2 separate regions of the Mus musculus genome follow, and region 1 is linked to region 2. Evidence: chromatin loops called from intact Hi-C (ENCODE). Cell type or tissue: left cerebral cortex. All regions are shown on one strand. Links, peaks and the distances in the headings refer to the core of each region. The heading gives the core; the rest is flanking DNA. Region 1 holds the start of Chrdl2 (chordin-like 2). Region 2 holds the start of Tpbgl (trophoblast glycoprotein-like).

Region 1 (10,304 bases), core at 1,101-9,100, 380 kb after region 2:
ACATTGGAACGCCTGGACCAGGGACAGGAGACCTGAAGACAGGCTGTGGGAAAGGACTGTGAGTAAGGACTGAAGACACCAGAGCTCTGAGGAAAGCTGAGGTGGCAGAGACCCTTCAGGAAAGCAGAATGAACAGGGTTTAGAACCCAATGAGCCCACCTTTGGCAACCTTAGACATCAAGACAGGTACAGAGCACACATTAGCAGAGACGGGGGGGGGGGGGGAGATTACTTCTTAGCAAACACTGTATCCAGGAGGGTGGAGTGGAGGAGAGCTTTGACAAGGAGAACCTAAGTCAGAGGAGGACTGGAAGGAGCTCATGTTTGTCTTCACTCTGAGAGCCCTGAGTAGGGGCTTTCTTGGTCACTGGTTCCTCCCACTGCTCACTTGGCGTGAGGAGTGCAGCCTTAACCCTGCCAGTCAGATAACCTGGAATGGGGTGTGGCCTGCCACTTCTCCATCCTTACACCTGTCCTGGTCTGAGACACTGGTAGCTGTGTAAGAGATGCTCAGGAATCAAGGTCCAAAGCCAGGACGACTGTGTTTGCCCACAGTGGCCCAGCAAGCTGTGGATGGCGCCAGCACCTTGAGTCTGCCCTCTCATTGCAGAGCCTGTGTGCTCTGGGGTGGACAGAGCTTGTTCTTTTCTTAGGGTCCTATTAGTTCAGGAGCTCACCTAACATGAGGTCTGGAGCAACAGCCTGCCCAGGCTGCTGGGGTTCTGGATCAGCGTGCTCACCTTCTGGTGAAAGGACAAAGCTCTGACCCTGGCTGTCACTGGCGCATGCAGAGCAGTGGGGCCTCGCCTGTAGAAAGAGTTCATCCTGGGCTGCTTGGTAAGTGGTAGCAGCAGTGACTCCATAGCAAAGCTACCTCTCATCTGGGGATGATGCCTAGGACCACCACCTGCCAATGGGAGATTCCAGGTACCTGAAATGGCTTTCCTCCAAAGTTGAAGTGCTTTGATGTTCCAAATCTTATTTAATCCTTTGCGACATTTGCAGGACGATATTGAAGACTTTTAAAGTAACTCAAATCATTATCTTAGTGCTGGAGAGAAAACCTTTCTCCTAGGCGCTATGTGCAAGCACACAGACTGTGTTCAAAATGGCAAGTGTCTCTGCACTCCCCCACCAAATACCCAATCCTGAGATTCCCAGACCCGTACTATGACCTTCCCCACTCAGTTTCATCTGAAATCTAACTGGGTTGGTTCCCCTTGCAGGCTGCGTACCGCGGGGAGCCAGGGGTTAAAACCCGGGGCGTCTGTGGCCCCCTTCCCCCTCCCCAGCCCCCTCGTCTCCACTCGGCGCCTTGCCTGGAGCGAAGGTTCCCAGCCCTGCACTAAAGGGGAGGGGGAGAAATGGGCTTGTTTCTCGTGGCCAATCCACGAGCTCGCGGTGCCTCAGAGGAGGCGCCAGCATTAGGGCGGCCCAGGGCTGCAGGCTTCCCGCGGCAAAGTACAAATGCGCCCGAGCGCGGCGTCTGGCGCCCGAGGCGTGCACAGCGGCAGCGCTCAACCTCCCCCGCGCCGCCACCGAGGGTCTTGTCGCCCCACCGCGCCCCAGACCCGCGCCGGACCCCGCGCCGCCGCGCCGCCGCCAGCCAGCGCCACAGGGACACTGCACCCCGGTGACCGCACCCCGCAGATCCCGGTTCTCTAGCTAGCACCTTCTCCCTCTCTGCCATAGCCTTTTTCTTCATTTCCCCAACTAATTTCTCTCTCTCTCTCTCTCTCTCTCTCTCTCTCTCTCTCTCTCTCTCTCTCTCTCTCTCTCTCTCTCTCTCTCTTCTCCTCGTCCCCTCCCCACCGTCCTCTCATCCTCACCTTAGACCTCTCCTGTCCTTGGCTCCTCTTCATCTTTGCTTTTCCGACTCCTCAAGCAGCGGTCCTACTTGGTCCTCTGAGGACTTACTTGTGTCCTTATCTCACTTTCTCCCGGCTCATCCCGGGGTTGTCTGACCTTGGGACAAGGAAGGATGGTTCCCGGGGTGAGGATCATCCCCTCTTTGCTGGGACTCGTGATGTTCTGGCTCCCGTTGGACTCGCAAGCACTATCCCGTAAGTAGAAACCAGGCAAAGTCTGGGCAGGCAGGGGAGGGATGCGAACCAGTGGGATGTACTTTGCTGGAAGATGTTAGTTAGGACCTGGGGACCCCTTAACGCTTGCATTTATCCAGGCAGCACCTGCATAGCAGGGGTAGATGTTGCTCCATGACCAGTGTGGGCTGGTGAGTCTTGGGGGGAGAAAAGTTTGGCAGAGTTTCTTTCTGGGGTGCTGCTGGGGGAAGAGCAGTGTGCATTGTGGGAAGGGACTTTACTCCCAGCAGCCTGATGTGTTGAGTGTGAAAGACGGAAAGGCTGATGAGCTCCTGGGCTGAAAGATGAACAAAGTGGAGTCCATTATCGCTTTTGATACTCACAACACTCCATGAGGTGTCATCATTACATTTAATTGATGAGTAAAATCGGCAGGGCAAAGAGAAGAAAGTTTCCGAAGCTGGTAAGCTATCCAAAGCCAAGAGTCTAATTCCAAATCCTGCCTTTACAGCGTCTGGGAGACACCCCGATGTGGGGCTGTGAGACTGGAAGGCATCGGGGCGTGGTGAAAAAAGATGAGGTTCTTCATCTTCCCAGCCTCACTGTGTGCCAGCTGATGGGTCAGACACGGAGGGCACCTCACCATCTCTTTTCTAATCTATAAAATAGGAGCCTCTTAAAGCCGTTAAATGTATTAAATGACAGGGAGCAGGCAGAGCAGCTTGTATAGAGATGCTACAAGGTGGCCTCATCAAAGTGTATCAGCTGCCTAAGCCCCCAGAGTTTCCACTTCAAACAGTAGGTTATGCAGGACCACAGCCTCTGTTTCCTAACTGCCCCTCCTTATGCTGGTGACTCCTTCTGAACCTCCCCAATAAAGAAACAGAGCCCAACAAGGACAGTAGTTTGCTCCAGGCCACCAAACTTGAAGACCCAGGTCCCCACCCCCTAGCTGACAACCTTTTCCAGGCTTGGCTCCACCTGCCAGCTCTGCTTCTGACTGGCTACTGGCTTTGTGGAGCTAGTGAGGCTAGATTCTGTCCTGCTTCTGGGAATGGAAATGTTGCATGTCTGTCTGACGTCCCCTAGCCTGTCAGTGGCATGAGAATTATGGACACCCTCATGTCTCATAAGACAACACAGAGAGCTCAGACTTGGCTTCAATTCCTGACTGCCTCTTACACCTGAGTCATTTTTCAAACTTCTGTGAACTTCAGTTTCTTCATCGGCAAACAAGAGCTACTAACCAAGGTCTAAGGATGTGGGGGAGGACTAAAGGGAGTGATGCTTTCAGATGCATACTGTCAAATATTCAGTAAATACCCCCTCCTTCCTTAAGCCCTGAGAGTTTCCTCCTAGCCTGCCTGCTGTCCACTGAAGGAGACTTAGTCTCAGAGGACTGCCATGCCTGCCCTGGACTTGACCCTGGCCCTGCAGCTTCCTTTCCAATACCATTGCCCTGGGTGAACCACTCTGATGATGGCTCAGAAGTACTCAAAGCCCCCGTCTGCCCACCATGACCACCTTCAACAATTCAGACACCTCTTCCAGAAAATTCTACCTGGTGACCAGCTCCCTTTCTGACCTCCCCTCCTCTGTGCCTCCAAGAGCCTTCCTGTCTGTTTCTGTCACTAGGTTCTTCAGTTGGCTACCTCCCCCATAAATACAGAACCCCAGACACTCAAGAAAATGACTATCACTAAAGCGAGGTGGCCTGGCATTCTGGGAGGAGCATTAAGATCCTGGTGGTGTCATGGCTGAAAGAGCTTTCTCTTCTGTGTCTACTATCGGATTATCTCCTTTCACAGTTCATCTGAAGGAGGGTCTGCTACAAGGCCACAAAGGAAGGAACAGAGACCTAGATCCTAACCCAGGTCCCGTCATTTGTTGGCCGTGGGAATTGGGACACATCCCGTATCTCTGAACCTAATGATGATTGGTGCTGTAGGTCTAAGAATTTTGCAAGTCTCCTGCTGGTATCCTATTTTAAGGTCTTGCATGAAAGCTCTTGTCTTAGGGTAAGAGAGATCTCAAGCCTGTGGTGTGTAAGAAGTCCCCTGGTGACATCCAAAGTGCTTTTACAAATGGTGCCAACAGATGGGTGTTCTTAGGTCCAAGCCAGCCACACCGTTAAGTATGTCTAGGGCAAGTGAGCCGGGGTTTTGGCATACTCCTTACCTGAAGTCCAAGGATGCTCGGTCGGCAAAGGTTATTTATTCTCTCTGGCTCTACTTCCACCTGCAGATCCATACTGAGTCCAAGCTAAGCCACACTGAGCCCTAACTGTCTGACACTCACCACTGACTGATCCCCAGTTCCACCTGAGGCTGGAGGCTCTGGCCTCATTTCTGACTGGTGCTGATCCCAGTTCCAGGTGGAGTCACATCTGTGTGGTTCCACCCTGGTCATGCATCCCCTCTGTGACCCAGAAGTGGCCACATTCCCAACTCATCTCCAGGACCTTCTCTGGTACTTGCTCCTCTCTGCACCGTGTCCTTACAAACTGCCTAACAAGCTTCATGAGTCTCTTCTCTTATCTAATGTTACTTCCAAGAAAGGGTCAGTCTCTAAGTCAGACATCAACCCTCAAGGGTGTGTGTGTTATGGGAACTGGAGCTTCAGTTCTCAGGTGGTAGAATCTCAGAGCCCAGTAGCAGGCCTGAACAAGAACGTAGTTCCTACAGGATGGTGTGGTTCCAAAGGCACAGGCACCATTGGAGCATCAGGGTCCCAGCGCTTCATCTTCCTCTGATTCCAAATGTAAGGTTCCCAGGCCTCTGTTTGCCACCTATAAGGTATGATGCTTGTCCTTAAACAGGTGATGTTTGGGGACCATGGTAGCACTGACTGTCTCTGAGATCAAGACATCCTTGCCTTCAACCTGAGTCCATGTGACTTTGGGAGTGGGCGTTGGGAGAGTGTAAGAATTCTGCCCTGTGGGGAGGAATAGATGAACAGTACCTATGAAAAAGTGCCTGGGGTGGGGCAGGTGTGGGGAAATATGTGTCATGAGATGCTTACCAATATAGAATCCTGTTCTGCTGTCCAGCTTAGTCACATCTCTATTCATCTGTCCAGATGTGCTAAACTAAGCAGAGAGCCGGTAAAGAAAGGCTTGAAGTTCAGCCTTGGGCAAGGTCCTGTGGCTGGGTCTCTAGGCACGAGCTTCTGCACCTCCCTGCTCCCACCAGTAGAGGTCTCTGCCTCACTCACTGGCTCCAAGCTGCAAGCCCCAAGACAGCTGCGCCGTTGCTCCAGCTGTTGCACCTGTTCAGGGCTGGCCTCTCAGGTTCCCTCAGCCGCCGGCTATGGCGCCGGCTCAGAGAAAGGACCTAGAATATCTTGAACTCCCAAAGAGGAGGACTGATGTGAGCGAGATGTCCCTCGGAGATGCGGCACAAAGATCAGACACCACTCTGGGTAGGACCCGAACCTGTTGCGCATTCTTGTATTCAGGAGTTCTTCATTGTGTCTCAGCCAAGTTTGTTTGCTCGTAAGTCGAAGCCGATTTCTTCTGGCCCTGTCACTTGGTTGGGCACCCCTGTCAGCGTCCTCTCCAGAGCTATGAGTTGTGGAGTCTATGCGGGGACAGAGCAGGGATCTCTGACAGGTCCTGATTCCTCCCTCGCTGGGGCTCTCTTTTTCTAGAGTAAAGGGACTGGATATGGTCTGAGTTCATAACTTTCTAGGAATCTATGGCTCTAAGTGTGTATAGTCAAGCAAAATAGAATGCAGACACTTCTCTTTGATAGGTAATAGAGATGCCCTTCCTGGCTCAGTGATTTTGTCCTTGGAAGTCCATCTGTGCTCCTCAGTGTCTGTCTGTCCAGATGAAGAGAGATATATTCAAAGAAGTGTATCCCTTTCACACAGTTTAGCCACTGAGGCCTTTCTTGTATCATTAAGAGGCAACCCTCAAGGAAAGCAAGAGCCCAGGGAAAAGCTACTGCCGAGGGAAGTGAATCTGCCTGTGTAAACAAAGGACGGCTGTATGGGGGAAGTGGGATCTGAACGCCCGCATTCCTGGGCAGTCCAGCTCACTCAGCTTTGCTGAGCTCTTGCTCCGATTCCAGACCTCACTGTCCTCTCCCTGCACCTCCGGGTATGTGTCCATGGCCTTCTCCAGCCTCCCTCGAAGCTGCTACTGGTTGTCTTTCATGATTGCTATTGGAAGAGTCTTTAGGCATCCTCTCCGCCTTTGACCTTGCCCACACTGGGCCAGACTGTAGGATGTTCTAGGAGGGGACACTTGAGATCCCCTCATAAAGATCAGGGAATGATCTGTGCCCTCAGCAGCCCCAGGCTCCCGACCTCTGGGTACACTCTGTTCTTTGGTTTGGCAGGCGGTTTGAGAGTCAGTGGCCAAGAGCTGGAAGGGGAGGTCAAAGGTTAATTCATGTCATGTGGCAAGATATACCTGCTGAAAGGGCCTTGTTCTCCTCCCATGCAATAACATTGTGTTTGTTGTTGTTAAGGAGAGAGGTTTCCAGGATTAAAGACCATAATTGGCTCTTCTGCTGTCGCTGCTCTTTCTCTCTCTCTCTCTCTCTCTCTCTCTCTCTCTCTCTCTCTCTCAACTTCATCCATCCATCCACTGGGTCACTCATGCAGCACTAACTCTATGCAGGCTCTGAACCAGGCAGAGGTTCAACATTGGTTCCTTCTTCTCACACAGTCTGGTATAGAAGACAAATCCACTCAACCCGTGTTTCTAATTGCTATGAATTCGGACAGTGTTGTGACCAAGCTTAACTCAGTCCTGAAGGTGAAGCCAGGGACCTACAGGGTTGGGGTGGCTTTGTGGAAATGGTGTCATGGAAACTGTCTTTGGAGAAGTGGGGGAGGGGCCAGCCCAACCCTGGCAGTGTCCTCCAGGCAGAGGAGACATCAGTGAGAAGACCTTGAAGTGTGATGAGCGAGAGGCAAGCAAGAGGAGGTGAGCCTGAAAACAGGGTCACCACAAACAGTAGTGATTAAAAACGTATCCGGGAGCCAGCTCAGAGACAGCCTGAGGGGGTGACCAGGGGCTATCTGGGGTCTGTCTGGCAAATATTGCCACCCAGAATTGAGACCAGATAATCTAATTCCAAATATGTCCAGTCTGTCAAAGTAAGGCGCCCAGGTATGGTCTATGAATGTGGGCGCTTCCTGTGACCTCTGACCCCCTCTCAAGGTCCTCTCTGTCCTAGTCATAGTCACTCCATCTCTGTGCCTTTGCAGGTGGCTCTGGATGCCTGTCAAGCCACTCCCCTTCTTGCTCCTTGTTAACACTTCCAAAATCCTACCTGGTGTCTCTAGTCTTCTCTTTCTCCCCACCCCCCCACCCTATACGCATACAGACACACAGACACACACACTCACACACACACATAGACACACTCAAACACATACACAGACACACACACAGACACATACACAGACACACACACACACAGAGACACACAGACACATAGACACATACACAGACACACACACACACTCACACACACACTCACACACACACATAGACACACACACCACTGTGTCCCACATCTATTTGTCTTCTTTGCGAGTCAGGCTCTAGGCCCGCTGAGTGTAAGACTTGAGCTGCTGAAGCTCCACAGATGAGCGAACCGCAGGAAGTTTCTTCCCTGTTACTAATGATAATGACACTCACTGCATGTGGTGCCAAGTGCCCTGCCGTCACTGATATGTAATTTTCTGGTCCCTGCCAGGAGCTGCAACCACTGTGATCACTTTCTGTCACTCTGCCACTTTCTGTCACTTTCATGCTGCCAGCGGCACAGGCTGCTGTGCCTGCACTCTGGCTTGCAGGGAGCTTCGAGCAACCGCCATCCTCTCCTTGATTGTTCCTCTGGGTTCTCCACCTCATATCTCACCCAGTCTGCCTTACAGCCTGCCCCCATGAAACCTACACACATGCTTCTTCCATCTGTACCTTTGCTTCCCTTTAGGTCCAGCCCTAGATTTGCTGTGGCACTAACTCGCCAGGGTGAGAGCCATTGCACTTCCCCGATCCCTTGCCCTCTGACCCTGAAGTCATCTTTCGACTCCCGAGGCCCACAGTGACACTTCTAACCCAGCTAATGCTTTCCACAGCTGGCCTTTGCCCTCTTGACTGCAAGGCATCATCGTGTGCTCCCTCCCCTCCTCCTCCGCTCTTACCCCTGCCTTCCCAGTCTCTGCACAACCTTCTGAGCCACTCTCAGCTCATCTGCCACTCTGCATCCCAAGCTGAGGTCCAGATAGGTGCTGGTGATGTTAAGGGAGGCAGGACTGGCTTGTGAGTGAAGCTAGGAGCTAGGAGCTCCGTGAACAAGGACACTTTGGAGATATGACCTCTGGGGAATTATGATATTCATGGCTAGGAGGTGCTGGAGGAGGCCCTGAGAACTCTGAAAATAAATACCAGGGGAGACAGACTGTTGAGGAAGTGTAGAGTCAGCACCCAGTTCTGGTTTTTGTCAGTGCGGTCTTAGGCACTACTTAAATGAACATATATTGTAACCTGTGTCAGACGCTAAGCATGGTGTGTATAGGAGCTGACTTAATTCTAGATTAACCCAAGACACTGTATACTACAAGTCCCACTGAACAGATGTGGACTTAGCCATGAGATGCTTAAGTAGCTTCACTCAACGAGGGCTTCAAGTAAAAGTAAGACTATGAGTTAAGCCCTGGCCACTGGGACTACAGAGGTCCTGAAAATAAGACATGCTTATGGATAGATAGATAGATAGATAGATACATACATACATACATACATACATACATACATACATACATACACACAGATACATAGATAGACACACAGATAAACAGATACACAGATGACACATACATAGATAGATACACAGATAAACAGATACATAGATAGATACACAGATTGATATAGACAGACAGCTAGAGCTGGACACAGGTGGGTGGGAAGAGAATGGTGATGGGTGAGAGAAGACTGCTAGGGCCCGGAGAGAAGGCAGAAGGCCATGGAGGACAAGGGATGGAGATGGGAAGAGCATCCTGCCTCCTTCTCTGTGGCACTCAGGCTTGGCCCCAGTGGCTCCCAGAACTTCATCCTAATACACCTTGGAGGGCCCTAGCCCCTGGGATGGATGTAGCCATCAGAATCTCAAAGAAGTGTGAAATAATCCATCCACTTCATGACCACAGCATCAAACAAGTTGATTAGAAGCTTCATGGTGTAATGAAATGTAGCCTTTTACAAACATGCAACTCCCAATAGTGAATCTTAGAAACTTGAAATCATGGATTCATAGACTACGTAGAAAACCTCTGGAGACCAGAGCCTGCCCCTGAGTATCTTCCAAATAGAGAAACTGAGGATCAGAGAAGGTAAGATGTTTCTGGACCTCACCCTGTGTGTTGGCAGCTTCAGGAGTGATTACTCCTTCCAACAGCCTTGTACGGGAGCTCCTGCTCCTGCCGAGGTCACTGGAACCAGGACGGCTGTGCTTGGCAGTCTCCTCCCCTCCTGGTTTCACATGGCCTTGGGCACGCACCTCCCTAAAGGAAGAAAGCGCTCCAGGCACCTTAGAGGGCATGGTAGGGTGGAGTATGTGGCCACCAAAGGCCTCCTGCCAGGCCCCCCACAGACCCAGCTTCTGCCAGGCATGTTGGTGGCAGGGAGGAGCCCTGACTGAGTGGCTCCTGTCCTCACACTCTGAACAGGCAGGGAAGGGAAGGCATGCCAACTGGCACAGAAGCCCAAGGCTTTAGGACCGCCTGAGGAAGGTAGGACACGGTTTCTTCAGCAACTGACTGAGACCTAAGGTGGTCACGGTGTTGCAATCAATCCTCCCTCGTGGGGGGAGGGGACTGAGGAAGAAAGACATTATTCACTCCTTGGAGAGTTGGACTGGTTCTAGCCAGCACCCCAGCTGGGCCTGGGTTCCACCCTCTGCCAGGGGAGGCTGAGAGATAAACACGGCTCATTTGATACGGGTGAGCCAGGCCAGCCAGGCATTGCTGGCTCTGGGGGATAGGACCTGCTGTTTGGTGCCACTGTCCACGGTGGGTTGGTGGGAAGCAGGTAGGGAGAAAGCTAACCTGTGTGTCCCCTTAAGTCCTCCATGGCCCACTAAAGCCCAGACTATGGCAACATAACAATGACCCCAAAGCTTTGTTCTGAGAGGTCAAGAGGGCTAAGCAGGAGCTGTGTGAGAAGCCAGAGGAAGACCAGAATTTTTCCTCTTTAAACAACTTCCTAAGGTATAGAAATGGCCTAGGAAATCCACCACCATG
Region 2 (10,304 bases), core at 1,528-9,527:
ATATTTTCTATGTACTAGGATGCAGACCTGAAAGGCAGACAGTTCTGCCCCTGTTCTGATGTTGACAAGGGCAAGAAAAGTGGCCAGTACAGGTGAGGGTCCAGATGCACATCACTGGGACAATCCCAGTGCTATGCTGGGAAGATGGTGCTTTGCTATTGGAGGGGGACAACTGGCAGCATCACTAAGATGTGAGGAGGAGCTGTCATGGCCAGAGATCAAGAAAGGGAGGGCACTGGTTATTCAGCTCTTGGAGACTATCTGGTCCAGACCAGCACTCAGCACTTTCCCTCCCTCCTGATACCTTGTCAAAAGTCACTGGGTCGGAAGCCTGAGCCTACACAGTCCTCTCTCTCTCTCTCTCTCTCTCTCTCTCTCTCTCTCTCTCTCACACACACACACACACACACACACACACACACACACACACAAACACACACACACACACACACACACACACACACACACACACACACACACACTTGTGTCTGTATAATCTATTTTAAAACCAGGGTTACATGTACCCCAGGGTGACCTTGAACCTCCTACTTCCTACTTGAATTTCTGATCTTTTTTCCTCCATCTCTCAAACACTGGACTTCTAGGCATGTACTGCTCTGTCCCACTTATGCAGTTTGGGGGACCAAAGCCAGGGCTTTGTGCATGCTAGGAAAAGCACTCTACCTATTTAGCCTGCTTATTTAAAAAATGAAATAAACATTTTAAGTTTTTATTTTTGTGTTTGTCTGTATGTGTATGTACAGGAGGTTTTGAGACCAGAAGATGGTGTCAGATCCCCTGGATCTGGAGTTATAGGCAGTTGTGACCCCAATGTAGGTTCTGGGAACCAAACTGGTATCACTGGAAGAACAGTAAGTGCTCTTAACCCTCGAGTCATTTCTTCAGCCTCCTCTTCCTCCTCTTCCTCCTCCTCTCCCTCTCCCTCTTCCTCCTCTTCCTTTGAGATTTAATTGGAAAACTTTTTGAATGTTATTTATATGTCTGCTGTGCCCATTTGCATGCATATGCATGAATATGTGGGTGTCTGAGGAGTCACACAAGGGTGCTAGGTCCTTGGAACTGTCGTGAGCACCTGCCCTGGGTGCTGGGATACAAACTCTGGTTCTCTACAAGAGCAGCAAATGAGCTCAGCTACGGAGCCACCTCTCCAGCCCCCACTGTTGTGGTTGTTTGAGGTCTCATTCTGGCCTAGGATGTCCTCAAACTTGTGGTAGTTCTCTTGCTTTGTCTCCCAATAGCCAGGGTTACAGGCGTGTGCCACCGTGCCTGGATTTCCATATAACTGTTATTATTTTTAATTTCTCCCTTGTGATTATTTGATAGTGAGTCCTTTTACATCAAACTTTCCCAGTTTAAATGGTCAACTCAGGACCTTCCCTAACATTATGTGCACGAATGGCTACAATCACAGTGACCCTGTATGGCACCATCTGGACTTGGGACAGCAATAAGATTTGGTTTTTTCATATGAGCCCTGTGCTCAGCGGGTGCCAGCAGAGCAGATGCAGGAGGGTGGAAGGAAAGTCGGGGCCTTGAGCTCAGGCGTCCAGAATCAGCCCCCTGCTTCTCTCATGGAAGACATAGCCCCCAGCACAGCTGCTACCTCCAAGAAACCAGGTCAGAACTCCAGCAACTTATTTGAAGCTGCTGCAGGTGGTGTGTGTGTGTGTTCCGCGTCCTTCTCCTGGCCCTACCCCCGCTCCAACCATGGGCTTTCTTTTTTCCTCTCTAGGCCTTCATGGTTCAGCTTGGCTTCCGGAACCAGTATCGTAGGAATAAGAGGATGCTGAGTTCAGAGATGATGATCCTGGCAAGTACCCACACTCAGGGCAGACCAGCGACAGGGTAGCTGTGGTGTAGTCTGGAACCTGAATGGGTTAGGCTCCACTCGAGTAAACTGAGCTTCCATCTCCACACCCATCCAAGGAAGAGAGAGTTGCAAGCCACTTATCAGTACCCCCTGGAAAAGCTGCCCAGTAGGATGCTGAAGGAAACGGGTGGACTCACGGAGGAGGGAGGAGGAGTTCAGAGCACAGCATTGTTAACTCCCCCCCACACCCCCCCCCCCCACGCACTTCTCAGGGCCTGGGGAAGTCCAGGCCAGTAAATTAGGGCTAAGCATCTGCCAGGCTGGTTTAATGAAAGACGGAGATGGGCTTCAGTGAGTGCACGTCTTCAGAGATCAAAGGCCAGCTCGGCCTCAATGGAAGGAAGATGAAGCTGCAGAGAAGCAAGGGAGTCTACCGGACAGTGTCAGCCTGGGCTAGAAAGAGAGCGGTCAGGTCAGCAGCATTCTCGGCACAGTGAAAACTCACCCAATATTTTGGTCCAAGGGTTCAAGTGACCGGGAAGAGAAGTGCTTAGTTCGGATTCAGAGTCCTCAGACTCTGTCCTCAGGCTCATGCCTGGCCGTCTCCGGCTCTCATTCCAGATCTGAGGGCACCCGTAGGCTCAGGGTCACCGACACGAAAGGCTTCTCATAGAGAACTTTTTGAAAGGCAATTTCGCACTGCTTACGGGTCACAGCAGCCTGGGAAGGCTGCCACGTCTCTCCAAGTGCGCAGCGGGTTCATGTCTACCACACTCTGACAGTTACACCCACATTCCCCCATCCCTGCCTGCTCACTGCCCTACCTACTCTGTAAAGGGACATCCCAGAGATGGCTTCTTCCCTATCACTCCATCCGTGCTGTCCCCATACCCTGGGCCTCTGCCCACTCCTCACTCATAGCAGCTTCTGGGAGAGGCTTTAGGCTCAGTGAATGGTATCAGGTCAAGGTGGCCCATTCCTGGAGTTACAGTACTAGGGAGGATAAGACTGTAGGGTCTTAAATTCAAGGGCAGTTTGGGCTACATAGCAAGACCCTGTATGAAAACCAACCAAACAAAACACAAACCAAGGGCTTGAGGATGTAGCTCAGTGGTACAGTAATTGTAAGTATCTGGATTTGACCCTCCAGGATTGCAGAAACCAAATAGAATAAACCCCAACTCAGCTCAAATGCTACTTCATCTATGCAATCCTTTTAGGCTAGGTCAGGGGCTCTTTCTCTGGCTCTCAAAGTTTCCTGCGATCTCTTTTTTCCTAGACCTTGATCAAATGTCTCCGCTCTGGGTCATTAGCCTCCTTGGGACTGGCAGAGCTGTATTAAGTATAGGCTAAATGAACGGCTAGATTTGCAGAGGAGGAAGACTGCGGATATGGACTGGAAGATTGCATAGCAGACCAGAGCTAGGTTCTAATGCTGTCCATAAAAGTCACAAAGGCAAAACCCCACTTCATATACTGTAGGCCTTCAATTGATTTTTTTTTAAAAATCTGTTGATATTTTGTGGCTCAGTAAAACTAAGTTCTTAGGACTTTGCAGAGAATCAAAAGTAGCAGTACATAAAAGGTCCACTTGTTTGCTGGTAGTGACCCCACAGCCAGCAGCACGTTTTATTTGTCAGAATTCACTGCAGTCAGAGACTACGTAATTAGAGGCTACTCTTTTAGTACTGTGATCTGTTGAGAGGTAGTTTTCTAACCTGCATAAGACCATCACCATTCTCTCCTAGAGGATGGACAGGGTACATGCTGATGGTCACTGACAGATGCTCACGAAAAATGGTGGGGGTGGAGAACAGATACAGCATCTACTCGGGAGGGGAAGGCAAGGAGACAGCTCACTGTGTCCCACTGAAGACAACAGAGGCTTTCCATGGCACTAGGACGGCCCTTTCAGTGGTTAGAAGCCACACATTCTAGACATATGTGACTCTGAACTTCTAAAACACATGCCGGAATTCTGCCCCATGGTTCTAGGGCTCTGAGACCCTCAGCAACCAACACTAGGAATACCGAGGTCAAAGGTGAGCACCATCCTTCAGCCTAAAGCCTGTCTCCCCAAATCACCTTTATTAGGGGGCCACTGCCCCTGCCCCACTCTGGCAAAAACAAACAAACAAACAAACACAAAAACCCAAACAAAACAAAACAAAAATGCACAGCCTGGCACAGGAGGCACTAGCAAGCAGATAGGTCCACAGCAGCCAATGGCCCCTTAGACAGTTTCACCCCAATAAAATGCCTCTCCTTTATAGCTGTCCTCCTTCCCAAGAGGCTCATCTGAGGCTAGGTTCGTCAGTCTTTCTTTCTCCCTTTCAGTGACCCACCCCACATAAAGGATAGAGGGTGTAAAGCAAGCATAAGATCTCATGCTGGCTGTGGATAAGCCCGTTTCAGACCATTAAAAAGCAGGCTGGAGAATGACGGAGAGCACCCCCACCCCCTGTGTCTAGCCTCAGTCTTGCTATGTGTACTCACAGCCTGTTTCTTTTTCCCACATCTCCAGAGAGTGCATAAGGGCCACTGCCCCAAATGGCCACCTCTTGTCACCTTTCACGCCCACCAATGCCCCAAGGTCAGTAGGACAAACACAGAACCACTTACAAGAGCAGAGAGCATCGGAGATTATTGCAGACTTTATAGAAAACAGCCCAAGGGAGGTCCAGATTTCTCAGTTGAGGATGGGGACAGCGGGCCTCAAGCCGATATACAGAGGAGGAAGACCTTCCTGTGCAGAGGCAGCACAGGCCTGCCATTCTGCCTGACTTAGGGTGAGAGGCAGGGAGGCAGTTCCCCCTCACTCACCATTGTGCTTTGGGATCATGCAGAAGGCAGGGCACTGAGGCCATGACCTTGACCAGGAAAGCTTTCCACTGAGACTGAGACAAGAGGTCAGACTCCATCCCCTTCCAGAAGGCATGAGAGGTGGTAGCAAGGAGTTCCCAGGGGAGGACCGTGTGGATGGTGAAGCACAGAGCACAGATGGGCAGCAGCTCCAAGCCTCACGTTTCCAGACAGACCAGTGGCCCTGGATTGGAGACCCTGCTCACCCCACCTGCTCCCTTCCTCCCTCAAGTCTGCCTATATGCTATGGGGGTGCTTTTACTTGTCCTGCAGGATGGGAGAACATCTCCTAGGAGGGCAGTGGGTAGCACCCCACCATGGGGGAAGAGCCCTCTCTGGCCCCTGGTCAATGAATGGTAAAAGTGCCAGCGATGGATGTCAAGGGGACTGAGAGCCTAAGACTTGGGCCAGGGCATGAAAGTGACTGGGGTGAAGAGCTGACTTTTAGATGGAGGACAAACTCTGTTGGGACATTAGAGCCGCAACAGAAAGGCTAAGGCTTGGATTCTACACCAAGCCTTCCTTGCCCCTGGCATGAAAGAGACAAGGCCGGAGCTGAAACCCAGCCAAGAGCAAGGAATGGAAGGGCCTGAGCTAGAACCAGGGTATGAAGCAAATCAGATTAGAGGAGACCACTGAAAGCCTTCAGATTTGGGTTACATGATGGAGAGCCCAGAGTTCTGAGGTGGGACAAAAAGCTCAAACTTCATAAAAACCTTCCAAAGAGACCAGAAGGGTAGACCCCCCCTCCCCCCAGAACTCTGAGAAAGGGACTGAGGTCTTCTACCCTGGAGCAGGGGTCAGTGCAATCTAGCCAGGGTGTCTGGCTTAAAGCATATAGAAAGGTGGAGAAAGTGCTAGAGATTTCAAAATGGAAGAGCAGGATCTTTGGGTGAGCCTGGACAGGGAGAAGGAATTTCAATTTCAATGGTCCAGTAAGGACCGGCAGGCAGGATTTGTTTCTGAAAACAGATTTCTGGGTTTTTGATCTGGAAACTCTAAGGCCAGGGAAAGAGTACACCTTGGAATTTCTGTATGGGAGAGATACTACGATTGATCCAAAGGTCTCAGAGATCCAAACTCGTAAGTGTGTTATCTCCGGGGCCCAGGCCAGGCAGAGAAAGGCTGCATGGCCCAAGTAAAGTCATCAGCTGATAGGAACAGCCTCCCACTAGGGAGGTGATGCTCAGAGACCCGAGCCTGGAGAAGTGGCCCGGGAGCCGGCAGGGGCGGCCGGAGCAGGCGCGCGGCGTGGGTCTGCATCCTGCTCGTAGCGGTAGTGGTAGCCCTCCATCTGATCTCTGCAGGCCTCGCGCAAATTGTGCATCCAGCGTTGGATGCCGCGGCGGTTTAGGTAGAGCACCATGAGGAAGATGAGGCCGATGAGTGCCAGCACCAGCCCGAAGAAGACGTAAGAGGCTTCCAACTCCGGGCCGGCGACGTCTATCCCTTCCCCGCTCTCGTGTGCATCGCCGTCGGAGCAACCTAGTCGCGCCTCGTCCAGGTCTATCAGAGGCCGGTCCAACAGTACGCGCGGGGAAGCGCAGCGCAGGCGGCGCGCGTCGGGTACGCGCTCGGTGGCGTTGTGCAGCCAGGCCAGCAGGGGGCGCGAGGTGCACCCACAGCTCAGTGGGTTGTCCGCCAGCAGCAGGCGCGGCTGGGGCAGGTCGCCATCGCGCTCAAGCGCGCTCAGCTCGTCCGGGCCCAGGCCGGCCAGCGCGTTGACACGCGCATCCAGCTGCTCCAGGCGGGGCAGGCGCAGCGCGGCGAGTGGCAGGCGGCTCAGCGCGTTGCCTACCAAGCCCAGCAGGCGAAGCTCGGCCAGGGGGGCCAGAGCGGCGTCCAGTGCATCCAGCATCCCGGGGCTGCCTCGAGCCAGCGCGTGATTGAGCTGTAGTGAGCGCAGCGCAGGCAGCCCGCGAAAGGCGCGGTAGCCCAGGGCGCGTAGCGGGTTGTGGCTTAGGTCGAGTGCCGCCAGGCTGGGCAACCCGTCGAAGGCACCGTCCTCTACTACCTCGATGTTGTTGTGTGTGAGGCGCAGCGCGGTAAGGAGCGGTAGGCGCACGCCGTCCGTCGCCCCCTCGCCCCCTCCCGCGAAGGCTGCGGCGCGCAGCACGGTCAGGTTGGCGCCCACGATGGTGAGGTTGCGCGCGTCGGGTGGCACGTCCCGGGGCGGCTGCCGGAGCTCCGCGCCCGACGCGCAGCGCAACATTAACCGGGGGCTGCCGAAGCAGTAACACTGGAAGGGACAGGGCGCGGCGGGCCGGCTCAGCGCCGCCGCCAAGAGCAGCAGCCCTGGCAGCGGGCTCCAGAGCCCCCGCTGTCCCGCGCGCGGGGCCATCGCGGCCGTCCCCGCATCCAGCCCCCGGCCCGCAGCGCTCACCAGTGAATTGGGAGCGTTTGGAGATGATGGGATGGGGGTGGCACGGGAAGGTGGCTGTGGGCTAGACCTTGACCCGGAGCAGCTGACAGTTCCGACCGGTCCGTCCTCCAGCTTGTAAAGTCCGAGGAGCCTTCACTTTGATGGCTGGGGGCTACAGGGGTCAGGCGGGGAGCGGAGCCCCCCGCCCTCGCTGCCCTCGTCGCCCTGCGCTCCGGCCTCCGACTTCCGCGGCTGTTCCGGGCTCCGAGCCGAGTGGGCAGGGTTTGCCTCCCCCTCCCCGCCTCCTGGCCGCCTCCTCCGCCCCCAGCGGAGTCTCCGCACCTCCTCGCAAGGGAGGCGGGGTGGGAGGCTCCGGAGATGCAGGCTTAGGGCCGCTGCGCTCTCTTGCTCCCCTGCTCTCTAGTTCACGAGCTGCTGAGAAGTTTGGCTCCCCAAGCTCTGACTTGCTTCTTTCCCCACCCCCTTCGTTTAGGCAGCTTCTTTCCTCCTCCCTCCGAAGCACACGTGGGGCGGGGCCCTCAGGGCTGACCTGGCAGGTGGATCTGTGCACCCAGAGAAGGTGGGAGAGTTTAGAGCTGTCCCTAGAAAAGGAGGCAGGGCTGAGGGGTGGGCTGACAAAGTTACTCTTCTTGTAGTCAAGGAAAGGAGCTGTGCTAAGGGAGCGAGCCTGGAAAATCCCTAGCCTTGGATGTCTCCTTTGCGAACCCAGTTCCCTTAGGCTGTGTCTAAAACTCTGCAGGTCCTGTGTGTCCAGTCTTTTATCGACCCTCTTCTATGTTCTAAAACACCCTCTGTCCCCACATCTCCCGCGCCCTAATTCAGGCTGCTCTGCCTCTGCCAAGACCACTCCCATTGGTTCCACCTTTCAGGCTGGGCCCCTCCTAGGCTCAGGGAGCGGTGGGTGGAGTGATTCAGCTCTTTGCTTGCCCACCCCGCCCCAGCACTGAGTACTGCCAGGATACTGTGCCCCTTCCCCTCCAAATTGCCCTACCAGTCAATATTGAGTGGTGTGCCGGTTGGGGAGAGGGCTCTAGGAGCAGGAAAATCAGGAACTGATTTTGTAGTGGAGGGTGGGGGTGTGGTAAAATCCAGGGCTGAGGTGGGGGCTGAGCTGTTAATAGGCTTGTTTTGTTTTGTTTTGTTTTTCTTTCTTTCTGGGTTTTACTTATTTACTTTTTTTTTCCTCCAGAATTGAGAAGCTCAAGACCTGATTTAAAGAGACAGACTCCAGAGGAGGGAGCATTCCTGGTCTTGGCATGAATTATTCAGGTTGGAGAAGCTGACATTTGATCTGCAGGCCATTCGAGTATCTTACTTGGCAGAGCTGGTTGGGATAGAGGCTCCCCTCCTCCCCATAAGCATCAGTCAGTCTCTTTCTCCTGAACTGAAGACTACTGGTTGGTTTCTTCCCTGAAGTTGCATTTAGAAGATCGACCAGCAAATTGAAACCACTTTCTGAGGCATATCCTGCATTCCCTGGGTCTCAGGCAAATACCAACACTAAGGACCAGGCTGGTGATCTTGCTGGACTCCCTCAGCTCATATTGACCTAGTCCTGTCTCCATGATAACCTCCAGATGCTAGCAGATGACAGTAGTAGCTTTTAGAGCTGGACATGTCTGTATACATGGCCACCTGAGTTTACACACGTGTGCCTCTACACAAAAAGGCAAACTTTACACAAACAGACTTACACATGCCCATGTGTGGTCTATCAAATTTATTCTTACTTGGATGTGCATGCATGTGCACGGGAGGCTTGCACACAGCAGTTCCAAACAAATGTGTCTCACATAGACACATGCAGGCACATTCGTGCCTGTGTACATAGCGGCTTTGAGTGTAACCTGGTATGTGTCCATAGAGTCAGAAGCATACCAAAGTGCTTGAGTGTTCACTCACTGGGCCAACACAGGTTCAACTGCAGCCTTAGAGGGGCAGCTTGCAGACTCTTGTGAAAGTGAATGCGTACAGACGGGGCCCTCTCCTGCTCTGGACTATGTCCTTGGCCTTTGGAGGTCACAGGTACCTTTTCTCATACAGCACAAGTGCTCAAATCATGAGTGACCAGAACAGCCTGCTTCCCCCACTTAACTGCATGGAGACCTGCCTCCAGTCCCTACGGAAGTGTAGACCACTGCCAAGGCCAAAACTCCCTCTCCGGTTTTCATGGTGGCTGCCTTCTCATTGCTGCTGACTGCCTTCTCCGAGGGAGAGGGGTTACATAGTTGCAGGCAGCTTTCATTGACTGGTGTTAAACACCTCAGCTGGGGAAGAGAAGCTTAAGAAGAACGGACATCATTAGGCAAGGGGAGTCGTGTTCTCTGTGTTGTATGAATGAGGGAATTGTTGTGTTCTCTGGAAGAAGGGCTCTCTCCCTTCGGGAGTTGCCAGTGTATTATGTCCAGTAGGTATTTCAATAAATGTCTGTCTGTTTGATGCTGAGGCTGTGTTTGCTCCCTGACTCAGTCAATGGAAGTATCTGCTCTTTGACTATTTGTCTCCTTTGCAATGGTGTTTTCCTGTCTTTGTTTGGAGCTCCGTTTAATGACCAGCGTACTACAACTCTCTTGGGCTTTTTAACCATTAGTACTGGGGACTCTGGATCAATCTGATGCCTGTGTTGTCAGGACACAACTCAGGGCCCAGCATGGAGAAGGAGCCAGGGAATGAACCTTCCCTGAAAGTCTGGCTTGAGGCCAGCTTGCGGAGGATCCTTCATCTATAACTGTACCCGGAGCCCCTCACTTGGATGGTTAAGTGCTTCCTCCCAGCCAGGTTTGGAGCTCAGGTTTCCAAAGATTCTTTGCCATAATAGTCCTCTGGGCCCCAGGATTCCTCCCTCAGCAGTGTGACTGGGAGCCTGTGGGTGGTGAGCTGGCCCTTTCCATGAGCTGAGAGCTAGGCAGGCACTGCATCACATCCAGGCAGACTAACTGGCTGCTGTGTGCCTGGACCATGCTTCAGGGTTTTGGTTTGTTTGTTTCTGTTTTGAGACACGGTGTTGCTATATAGCTATGGCTGGCCTGGAACTCACTATGTAGACCAGGCTGGCCGTGAACCCACAGAGATCTGCTGGTCTCTGCCTCTCAAGTTCTAGGATTAAAGGAGAGTACCATTATGCCTAGCTTGGATTTCTGTTCTTGAGATTCATATCCTACTAGATCTCAGGGCCACTCTCTGAGCCTTGCAAGATGATTCTCCTTCCTGTGCTCAGAGTTTTCACTT

Evidence for each region. A loop is a pair of places that touch in the nucleus more often than their neighbours do. Peaks named below come from ENCODE experiments on the same cell type or tissue, not always from the same donor. Only the 100,000 strongest peaks of a DNase experiment are listed, where the experiment ranks them.
Region 1: it touches region 2 in a loop (1.9-fold over the local background); 2 of 42 quality-filtered maps call a loop at or near these places.

Annotation. Positions count from the first base shown.
Region 1 is chr7:100,004,585-100,014,888 of GRCm38, forward strand. It overlaps Chrdl2 (chordin-like 2), which reads left to right and starts at 1,820. Exons shown (of 11, transcript NM_133709.3): 1 at 1,820-2,063. The coding sequence starts at 1,982. In left cerebral cortex, for the core only: a CTCF peak has its summit at 5,239 (motif pointing right); DNase peaks (open chromatin) are centred at 1,418 and 5,244; H3K4me3 peaks cover 604 bases.
Region 2 is chr7:99,619,615-99,629,918 of GRCm38, forward strand. It overlaps Tpbgl (trophoblast glycoprotein-like), which reads right to left and starts at 7,489. Exons shown (of 1, transcript NM_001195529.1): 1 at 4,453-7,489. The coding sequence starts at 7,034. The coding sequence ends at 5,880. In left cerebral cortex, for the core only: a CTCF peak has its summit at 6,294 (motif pointing right); DNase peaks (open chromatin) are centred at 6,302 and 7,401; H3K4me3 peaks cover 1,691 bases.